Regions from separate parts of the Homo sapiens genome. Here region 2 is linked to region 1. Evidence: chromatin loops called from intact Hi-C (ENCODE). Cell type or tissue: heart right ventricle. All regions are shown on one strand. Each heading gives the region's core, and the rest is flanking DNA. Links, peaks and the distances in the headings are about the cores only.

Evidence for each region. A loop is a pair of places that touch in the nucleus more often than their neighbours do. Peaks named below come from ENCODE experiments on the same cell type or tissue, not always from the same donor. Only the 100,000 strongest peaks of a DNase experiment are listed, where the experiment ranks them.
Region 2: a loop joins it to region 1, with 1.9 times the contacts of the local background. A loop is called at or near these places in 4 of 110 quality-filtered maps.

Annotation. Positions count from the first base shown.
Region 1 is chr7:18,442,417-18,447,812 of GRCh38, reverse strand. It overlaps a transcript of HDAC9 not described here. Among named protein-coding and RNA genes, the nearest start is that of HDAC9, 51 kb to the left of the region's middle. In heart right ventricle, for the core only: no CTCF peak of the experiment used is centred there; no DNase peak of the experiment used is centred there; H3K27ac peaks cover 568 bases.
Region 2 is chr7:18,386,981-18,392,376 of GRCh38, reverse strand. It overlaps a transcript of HDAC9 not described here. Among named protein-coding and RNA genes, the nearest start is that of HDAC9, 110 kb to the left of the region's middle. In heart right ventricle, for the core only: no CTCF peak of the experiment used is centred there; a DNase peak (open chromatin) is centred at 2,285; H3K27ac peaks cover 3,142 bases.

The DNA.
Region 1 (5,396 bases), core at 64-5,063:
TTCTAATAGGAATACATACACTATAGGAGCCAAAGGAGTTTTTAAGCAATCAAATTCATAGATTTCACAAAATGTATGCCAGTCTTCTGAGATGTATATGACAGTTAACTATAAAGTTCTTGCTACAATATTCAGCCTGGATAATAAAGCATAGTTAACAAAAACTCTGAATACAGATGTTTTAGGTATTGGTGAAAATAATCTCAACTTTATAAATTAAATTTGCATGACTAAGATCATTAATCTGATGTATTTCAAATTATAACCTACACATGAATAAAAGGAATTATGGACGTGGCTGCATTTCTGTTTTTCCTCTACATGGGCTAACAATACAAATGGCTCCACAACAATATAATAAAACTAGACACATCTCAAGGTCTTCTGTTTTATAAGCAGCATAACTTTATTGGTTTTATTTTTATCTCTGAAGTAAAAAAATGGTAAATGAAAAAGGTTAATATTAGTGACCATAATTGTGGTAAGCGATATATAAGTGTTTCTGTAAAATATAAAAAATATATTAAAATAAAGTGTGAAATATTTCTTCACATGGGGGTTATTTTAGGTGTCAGTATATTTCATCATAAATAATTTTAAACTCTCTGTTATTTTTTGTTTTCACACCACTGACTCATATCTAGATTTGGATTTTTTAAAAGGTCAATGATACCACAGATACACTAGGGCCAATAAATATTTCCATTATTTTAAAGACGTCAGTAATCCTATCTTATTTTTAGGGTTGAAAGAATCTATCAAGATGGGAATTCAACATTTACCCAAATATTCAAAACTTTTTGTTTTTAATGTAAAGCTCACATGGTCACAAGCATTTATTGATTAGCATATACTTAGATATACGTTGAATCTTTTTTTCATAGTAGTGAAAAATTTTAGAGAAACTAAATATCCAACCTTAGGAAAAAAATTAATCATGTTACACTTACATTGTGGATAATGTACAACTGTGGATAATCTGTTGAAAGTATTTATAGCTTTTAACACAGAAGGCAGCCCTTGATATTTCCAAGTTTTTTTCAAAAAATGCATCTTGCAGGAAAATATATGTTGTTCTCAATGACACTTGGAATATATGTTCTACATCTACGCACACACAAAAGAACGTGTATATTTGTAAATGCATAGCAAAAAGGTTGAAAAAAACTATATCAACAGTGCTTTTGCTGAGGATGTGGACATAGAGGCAGAAAGACAGTTTCACTTTTTAAAAAACAGCTTACCCATAATATATTTGAAAACAATAAGCAAGTATTACTTTTGTAATTAAAAAACCTAATATATTTGAATATACGTTATATGAGAAGCAGCATTAGCAAAAAGGAAAAGATTCAACTCAAAAGTGTATCCCTAAACCTTTCCCAGTTTTCAAGTCCTGTCAAATCTATGCTCAACACTTTCTTCTTTTAAACCCACCCCCCGACTAGGCATGAGAAAGAACAGTGACCAATGCTGATGCATGGCTGGGTTTAAAGCAGTGATGTCATACACACCAACCTAGAAAACCATGAATATAATATCTGAATATGACAATAAACTATTTATTTTTGGCCATCTTCTGAATTCCAAATTAGATACAGTTCTCTCACTTTAGTGGAAGTTCTGTGTGTGTGTCTGAGAGTGTGGGAGCCAACAAAGGGTAGTGTTTGTCCCACTGAATTTAAATGTCTCTGCACATTATCCTCTTTGCTGGCCAGACGACAAAGGCCTTTGCCAGCCCTACTCTCTTTAAATAGAGACCTACACTTTTTAAATAGAGCTTACTTGTTCCAGAGAAAGGTTTTCTTTCCTTGTGCTCAAATTTTGTTCTTTAAGGAGCAAATGAGTGTCTATGTCATCAGCAGCTCACGCACAATCCTAAGATATGTTTGACTTGTAAACCGGTTTTTGTTCAAAAGGTTAAATAGAAGTCTTCTTTTAATTCTCTGCTTTTATTTCTAGCACCTAATGAAAAGGTCAAACCATTTTCAGGATATTTTCAAATATTGCTGTCAACTATCTTTTTGGCTGATTTAACTAACCATGCATAAAAGGAGGTTTTTGATTCAGGCAAGCTGAAGTTTCAAAACATTGTTTTCATGGCTATCTATAAACAGCTCTGCCTCGGGGCATTTGGGAATAGATAGGCCTGGTTATAACATACAGGAGAGCAATTACTGGCACTGATAAACAGTACTGGGTTTAACTTTTCATTAAAATTGGCTCCGAAAATTCTATGAACATTAATTGATATCACAGGTAATTCTTTCAACAATGGAAGATGCAATCTGAAACAATCACAGAGGCCGCTCAGCCCCTACATATTTCAGCATTAAATTTTGAGTACTTTGACAATATAGTTAGGGATATTATTTAATGAGCAGAAAATTATTATCCTCTTGATATGTCAAGTTGATTAACACTATCATAAAAAAATATAAATATATAAGCAAATTATTCAACTCATTGAAAAATAGCCTATAGTAGAAAACTATAGTCATCAAAAAAGTTAACTCAATGTAATTAGATTTATTTTACTACTTAAAGGAAGTTTTGAGTTGAGCTAATAGAACTAACTTTACCTTCACAATTACTAAAAGTTGATTACAGTTGATTAAGTAGGTAATCTGTTGCCATGATATGACTATTGTCTTAAGAAAATGTGTAATTCAATTTTCTGCAGCTGTGAATTCTTGTTTCGTTTATTTGGTGAATGCAAACTCCTGCCTTTCTATAAGACAGACAATGGCCACTATGCAGGAATTTTTCAGGCCATAGTATGATAAAGCTCTTGCATAATTTGAGAAACTCACATGTACCTCCCATTTCCAGCCCTGGGTCTTAGATCACTTGTATATTCTAGGGAAATTTAGTCACTAAATGAAAGAGATGAGAAAGATAATATTTTCTATTGCTAGTACATAGAAACTAAATACAAAGATTATAAATAGCTTGATGGTAATGGTACTTGATGGTAATGGTCAAGAACAGGCTTAGTAAGACCTTACTTTGAGAAAAATGACAATACAACAGTGTTATCAGTCAACCAATGCGAAAATTTATATTCTGGTGCAAAACATGTATCTTAACATTGGCACTTTTTTATTTCGGTATTCATGCCTCCTTTGGGCGTAGCATACTATAAAGAACTATGAAACTATAAACCTGTGGGGAAGAAAAAAGTTCTGGCAAAATAAAATAATGAGACTCCTTTGTATCTAGGATACCATCAACTCATCCCATATGCTTAAGAAAATGAATGTATTTGGAAATAGCCATTTAAGTACTAAGATGAGTATGGGATATACAGTGGTCGGGGGATAAAAAATACTAATCTACCTTTCCCCTTTTATTTACAAGATATGTAACTGAGTGTGTAGAAAATACAAACTGAGATGTCTATTGAGACATGTACTTCATTATTGATGTTGATAGCACATCACTCTTTTTTTTTTTTTTTTTTTTTTTTTTCAGACAGGGTCTCACTCTGTCACCTAGGCTGTAGTGCAGCATTGGCATGATCATGGCTTACTGCAACCTCCTTCTCCCAGGTTCAAGCAATTCTCCTATCTCAGGCTCCCAAGTAGCTGGGACTACAGACACACGCCACCACGCTTGGCTAATTTTTGTATTTTTAGTAGAGAAGGGGTTTCACCATATTTGTCAGGCTAGTCTTGAACTCCTGACCGCAGGTGATCAACCCACCTTGGCCACCCAAAGTTCTGGGATCACAGGCATGAGCCACCATGCCCAGTTGCAAATCACCTTTGTTAGTAGTGGCCAGCATGAAACTTTTCTCCTTCAGATAGACAGATACATACATACACACATATATGCTTACATGCATACATACATATATACATACATACATACATATATATACATATATATAATACAAATGTATGTTTATACAAATGTATATACAAATGTTATACAAATGTATATATGTTTATACAAATGTATATACAAATGTTTATACAAATGTGTATATATATATGTATATATATACACACACACACAGAGAGGGAGAGAAAGAACATAATGTTTGTGTGTGTACAAATTAAAACGGGTTCTACTGTCATCCAACACATATTTATGATCTTGAATTCTATTTTACAAATGAAGGGTGGTACTCTGCTATTTAACACAAAGAGTTAAATATTTAGTTTTAAACCAAATATTCATATATAAGATGTCTTGAGGGTTTACTAATATTCATCCCCTGAGGATCTCCTCACTGTTATAAGAGCATAACATGTTTTTTAGAATGGACCATAACTAACAATTGAAAAGACAAGACTTTTTAAAAACTATTCACCCTATGGTATAATTAGTGCTTACTTCTTGTTGATTTAATTCTATTTACTTTTATGAGGTGCATGTGTGTTCTTCCTAGAACACACCCAGTTTCCAATCTGGTATTTACAAGAGAGGTGAGACTACTTACCCATTGGTCTTCTTTGGTGTAATTTTCTAGCAAAGCAAATACAGTTACATTTAATCACTAGATAATTTTCCCCAATCATGTTGCCACGTACACAAAATTAATGATAAAATATAATTTATCTAATCCCTGTGGAAATTTATAATCATAAGCAATAAGAGGTATTTTCTTCAGAAAAAAAAACTCAAGTCAATAAGCCAATTTAGGTCAAAGTAGGTCTTCACCATTCCTGGCTAGTTTATGATTACTGAGTTTGTTTCAATTCAGTGGAAGTGGATTTGTATCAGGGCAGAGACTACTATTAATTCTCTTTCTGTTTATGATACCCTAGCAAATCAGTAGCTCCCATTGAGTTGTGTTGTTTTGAGAGAATAATTCAGATTATTAGGAGTCAATCAGCTATCAGCCTGGATGCCTAGGCCATCCACTGTAGTTGAAGCCCCAAATATAGCCCCTTGTGATCTTATTAGACTCACAACAAAGTCACCTTCCCTGTTTGAAGCTGTGCTTTTGTGGTTGGGCTAGGACTGAATATTCCTCTGGGGAGGTAGACAAACCAGCTGCTAATTAACCAGGCGCTATCTTGACTATCCAACCACTGAAAACCTCAGAGAGAAGAAAAAATACAGCTTTTCCATGACACTAGAGTCTAAAGAATTACAAATAGATATTGTAAAGTAGTAAGACAGTATAAACTCCTTTCACTCAAAAAGATAAAATTTAATACAGACATAGGTCAGTTCAGATAACTCTGAGGACAACTGTAGTACAGTATTTCAGACAATGGAGGATCCAATGCAGGCTAAGATATCCGACTGATTTTGGGCCTCCCTAATGGAGATAAAATGAGCATATGAATACATTAAGCAAAGATTGGGGAAAGGTGGAGAGGGAGATGTACCATGATAGCATGGAGTGGAAGTCTCAGCTTTGAAGGAATGTGAGTCCGGCA
Region 2 (5,396 bases), core at 243-5,242, 56 kb after region 1:
AGAGACAGAGATTAGATATAGACAGTGTGTGTGTGTGTGTGTGTGTGTGTGTGTGTGTGTGAGAGAGAGAGAGAGAGAGAGAGAGACAGAGAGAGAGAGAGAGTGACAGAGACAGAGATAGAAAGAGAATGTATAATCATGTACCTGAAGGTTCACAGCACACTTGTGGATCATATTATAATAATCCCAGATTGCCAGGGAATCTAAGGTCAAGATAGGCTGAGTAACTCACTCAGGTAATACAACTTGTAAATGGTCATTCTAGAATGAGAATACAAATCTGTGTGACTCAAAACTTCTCTCTTTTCACTGTGTCTTGCTCACCTCATTAAAGAAATTGCTAGTTAAATTATGAGGATGAGGAGGTCATTTTACATAAGGGAAAGATACAAGTAAAAGTAAAGTGTGGGAAAGTGAAAGGCACCATGGAGGAGATAGGCAAAGTGCCTATTGATAATGGGCAATGCTTACTACATACCAGGCTCTGCTGTGAGCACTAGGCCTGTGTGAACTCATGGAATCCTGTAAATAACCCCATGGTAAAAACTTCTATTGCCCTCATTTGACAGAAGAAGAAACCAGAGAGCAAAAAGATTAAGTAACTTGCCCAAAATTGTCTGTGTACTAAGTGAGGGGTTTATATCCAGGCATCTTACTTCAAAGCTGCCATTCTTAATAGGTGATAAAGATGAAAAAGTGGAGACATTTTCAGAAGCTCTCTAGTATCCTCAACATAGTTCATTATTTCTAAGTGTGTCTTCTGGGTAACACTATTTGTGTGGAGGTGGAATGTTAATATGTTATGTGAACAAAAGGTTTTGCTGGCCAATTGGTGAAGGCTATGCAAGGTTTAATGCAGGTAAACAGGTCACTTTGTGACAGGATTTCCCGAAACATCTAAAATATATCACTATACAACTTCAGATGGCCAAGAAAAGGATGTAGGACACAATGTTCTCTCTTCTTTTTTACTTTCTTTTTTTTTTGGGGGGGGGATGGCGTCTCGCTCCATCGCTCAGGCTGGAATGCAGTGGCACGATAGCGGCTCACTGCAGCCTCTGCCTTCCGGGTTCCAGTGATTCTCCTGCCTCAGCCTCCCACATAGCTGGAATTACAGGCACGTGCCACCATGCCCGGATAATTTTTGTATTTTTAGTAGAGACGGGGTTTCACCATGTTGGCCAGGCTGGTCCCGAACTCCTGACCTCAGGTGATCTGCTCACCTCAGCCTCCCAAAGTGCTAGGATTACAGGCATGAGCCACCGCGCCTGGCTGAACTTTGTTCTTTGAGATGGAGTCTCACTCTATTGCCCAGGCTGGAGTGCAATGGCACAATCTTGGCTCATTGCAACTTCCACTTCCCGGGTTCAAGCAACTCTCCCACCTCAGTCTCCCTAGTAGCTGGGACTACAGGTGTGTGCCACCATGCCTGGCTAATTTTTGTATTTTTAGTAGAGACAGGATCTCATCATGTTAGCCAGGATGGTCTTGAACTACTCACCTCAAGTGATCTGCCTGCCTTGGCCTCCCAAACTGTTGGGATTACAGGCGTGAGCCACCATGCCCAGCCCAAACACAATGTTTTCTAATCTTCCTTAGAATGCTTATTGTTTCACAGAGAAGCTGGGGACAGATATATTCTCATAAGTCACTTCTCCTTGGCCATGCAGCTAGTTAGTGGCAAAACTGGGGCCAGAACTGAAGACTTCTGGCTGCTGGACTAGGCTTTGTCTAGGCACAGACTGAAATATATCCTTTGAACAACGTACAGTAATTTAAGGTTTTATGAGCAGGAAAAAGCCGGACACAGAATATACTGAAGTGGAAAGAGAGGAGTAGCCTGTACCAAACTACTACAGAACTCAAGAATGACATGCAAAGTGGCCTGGTCTAGGATGTGACAGGAAGGAAAAACAGGAACTAAGAATAAAACCAAACATTCAAGAACATAAGTAAACCCTAAGGGTTTCTAGGAACCAATGGTTGCTGTGAGAGACAGACCTTGCTGACCTACTGGGATCTCAGCCATAATTCTGAAAAACCTAAGAGCAGGCACTGAAACCCCCTCTCCAGCTCTCTCAGTGTATTCCAGGGAGTGATCAGTTGCCAAGAGCCATGCAAACACTACTGAATTGTGTCTAGTCATTATCCGAGAATTACTTTTAAATCTAGCTATATTCTTCCTAACAAAAGCCAAGAAAATCACGGTCAAACCTTTGAACAAATAAATGTTCAGTTCTCACCCCTTGCCTCATCCCCCATTACTTCCCTTCTCTACGACGTGTGTGTGTGTGTGTGTGTGTGTGTGTGTGTGTGTGTGTGTGTGTGTTGTCTTTCTCTAGGGTCAAACACAACTGAGATCTAAAAATATCTTATTTTTTCAGAACAACTACACTAATTGATGCGTATGGAGAACATGTTAGTCATGTTCACAAAATGCCAAAATAAATATAAAACTGTATCCTCAGGAAGTCACACACTCTCTAAAGTATACAATCCCAGAAGCCAACTTTTATTAACCCCTCTTTGCCTTTGCTGCATTTTTAGAAAATCAAAATAGTTATCTCTTTCAGAGTATCACATGATATTAATGATTAGTTCACAGTTCCTTTTCCATATTTTGGTCCCTTATCATCTAATCATTAAGTCCAACTGTCTTTAAGGTAAACATTTTCTTTTTGCTTATGCATATACTTGACATACATAAATTCCTTCCCATCATCTTGTGGCAGAGACCACAAGCCAGCCACTAATGTTTCTCTCCTCCTACCATATACAACCCAGCCTCCCTTGCAGTTAGGTAAAGTGACAACCTTGTCTCCAACAGAATGTGAGTAGAAGTAACAAGTGCCATTTCAGATCTAGCCTTTACAGAATGACCATGAGCACTCGTCCAGATGCTGTTTCCCTTCTAGTGCCTGGGATGCAGACATCCTGAGCAACACTGGAAGCCATGTGCTGATTTCGAAGCTACCATCACTACAGGGCCCTGAAGAATACAGGAGAGCTGCTGTGCTGTCCTAAATGCCTATAACTCCAGGACTCTTACGTGAATGAGAAATAAAATATTATTGTGATTATCCACTGATTATTTTGTGGTCTCTGTGCTACTACTCCTAGCCTAGCTTAACAGAGAAAGTGAATTGACAACTTGAAATGAATTGGGACTGTAACAAAGGCTCAACACTTAAGTATTAGCTTAGTGGCCAAAATCAGGTAGCAAAAAAACAGACAAAACAAGCTGGAATACTGGCAACTCATACCAATGAAAAAACATTCAGTAAAACTAAAGCCTACAGCTATTCGAAAGGCAATCCAATTGCCTAGTGAAACTGCAGCTTCAGCGAACAAGAGGGTTCAAGAGGCCATGATGTTCTTATATATTGTTGATTTTTGCCACTGACTGCAAGGTACGACAAGAAAAAGGTTAGTTCAGACAAAAATTAACTAGAAATGAAAAGGAATGAGAGTGTCAAGAAATTTGATACTTTGAAGAGCTGAAAAATTACACTGCATCTGATTCCCAAAGAGCAAAAATAAATATAAAAGCTTTGAAAAACAAAATTCCATTAAAATTCCCAATTCACAAAAGACTTAGTTCTGTAACAAAAATAGTATTGTAGCTAAGAATAAAGCCACCCCACCAATTCCCCCAGTCTGTTGTTTCAGATGGACTCAAGGTGGCCACCACTGAGTAGAGAAAGAAGCACGGGGCATGGAAAGAAAGAAAAAGAGCAGAGTTAGGAACTACATTTAGAACAACTTTTCATGTGTTTCCTGGTCACGGAACTGACTAGAAGCAATATATCAGAACCTGTTAAATTTCTGAGGGAACTAAAGTACTAAGAAACTACAAGTCTATGGTTTAAAAAAGCAAACTCTCTGATTAAAATTTCAAAAAAGCACTGTGAAACTAGTTCTCAAAAATACTTCCTCCTTCCCTTCTCCTCTATCCTCACAGGCTGCACAAAACAATATTGGGGCTTCAGACTTACATGGAAGGGATGGGGGCTCTGAAAGCTACACAGCCCTCACTGTGGACACCTTCCCTACCAGCTACTTCAGATGTGCTCAAGGAGGATCAGTGTCAAGGGAGAACCTCTCAGGGAGTCATGGCAGGGGTACTGGGAACATAAATAAAATACTCTAGGGACAACTTGGGAATGGTCTTATTTGATTATCTTAGCCACACGTACAAATATAGCAGGGTGTTTTTTAGTCATAACATTTACGTCGTTTTTGTAAAACAAGCCTACATGAATATGTGAAATAAACTCTCTCCTGGATAAGATGGGCCCACATAGATCCTATGTATAATTTAAAAATATTCTTACTAGAATTTAAAACTAAAATTTCAGAAATTATTTAAAGTACAAGAAATCACTGGGTTACTGCAATCTAACGTGAATGGAAAGCTTTTTTCTTTTTTTTTTCTCTCCACAGATTATTTTGTCCTCTGTAACCTACTTTAAGACACACAAAAAATGTTAAGATGTTTTTCACATAATGACATAATAAAATTTATTGCTTTACTGTCACAAACACAGTCCCCAACAAAGACTATAACCACATCACACTATTGGAATTCATATAAAAAATATCAAGAAATGAGATGTTTTATTCGCTTATCCCTATACCAACTGATATTATTATTTAATCATTTATTTTGCCACTGAAATAAAAGGTTTTTAAAAGTACATACTGCCTTAGTTATTTCTAAAATTCTAAAGATGAGCAATGGTGCTATACCACTGGCTTGGCTAGGAGTACTACTTCAGTTGGAATTTCTCTCTGTTCAGCCTACCTCCTTCCTCATTTTCTATGAGTAGTCAAAATAGCAGAGTATCACTTTTGGAGTGACATGGCATTTCGGGAAAAGCCCACACGACAACTGTTTAAAATATTCTTTGCAAGCTTCTGACTGAGAAATACAACACAGGCAATTTGGAGAAAGCTTTAATTGTACTCAGATTCTATAATAGCAAAAGAGAATAAAATGTGGGACTTTTTTTAAATGGGCAGGATTATGAATCCAGCATTTAATTGAGCCCTTTTTATATGCAAAACTCCTCACTGGGTACCAACATATTATATTGGCTGAAAATCTACACATAAATAGAACAAGAATAGTGATGGACAGAAAGCTGTGGCAGGGTAGATTCCCCCCTTGATCCAGCCCATGCTGAAACATAGAAAAGATTCAACTTATAAAAATGGGAGCTTTTTAAAGCAAAGAGAGACAAGCCCTCTTTGAGCAGGAGATACTCTTCCTCTTCGAATCTTCTTTTATCCTCAGAAATGGAAGCTCCATATTCCTTATCTATCAGCAGAACTAGGCAGATCTGAGACTGGCAATCTTCATGAAAGGCCAGACCCAAGAGGGTTACAAAGACATA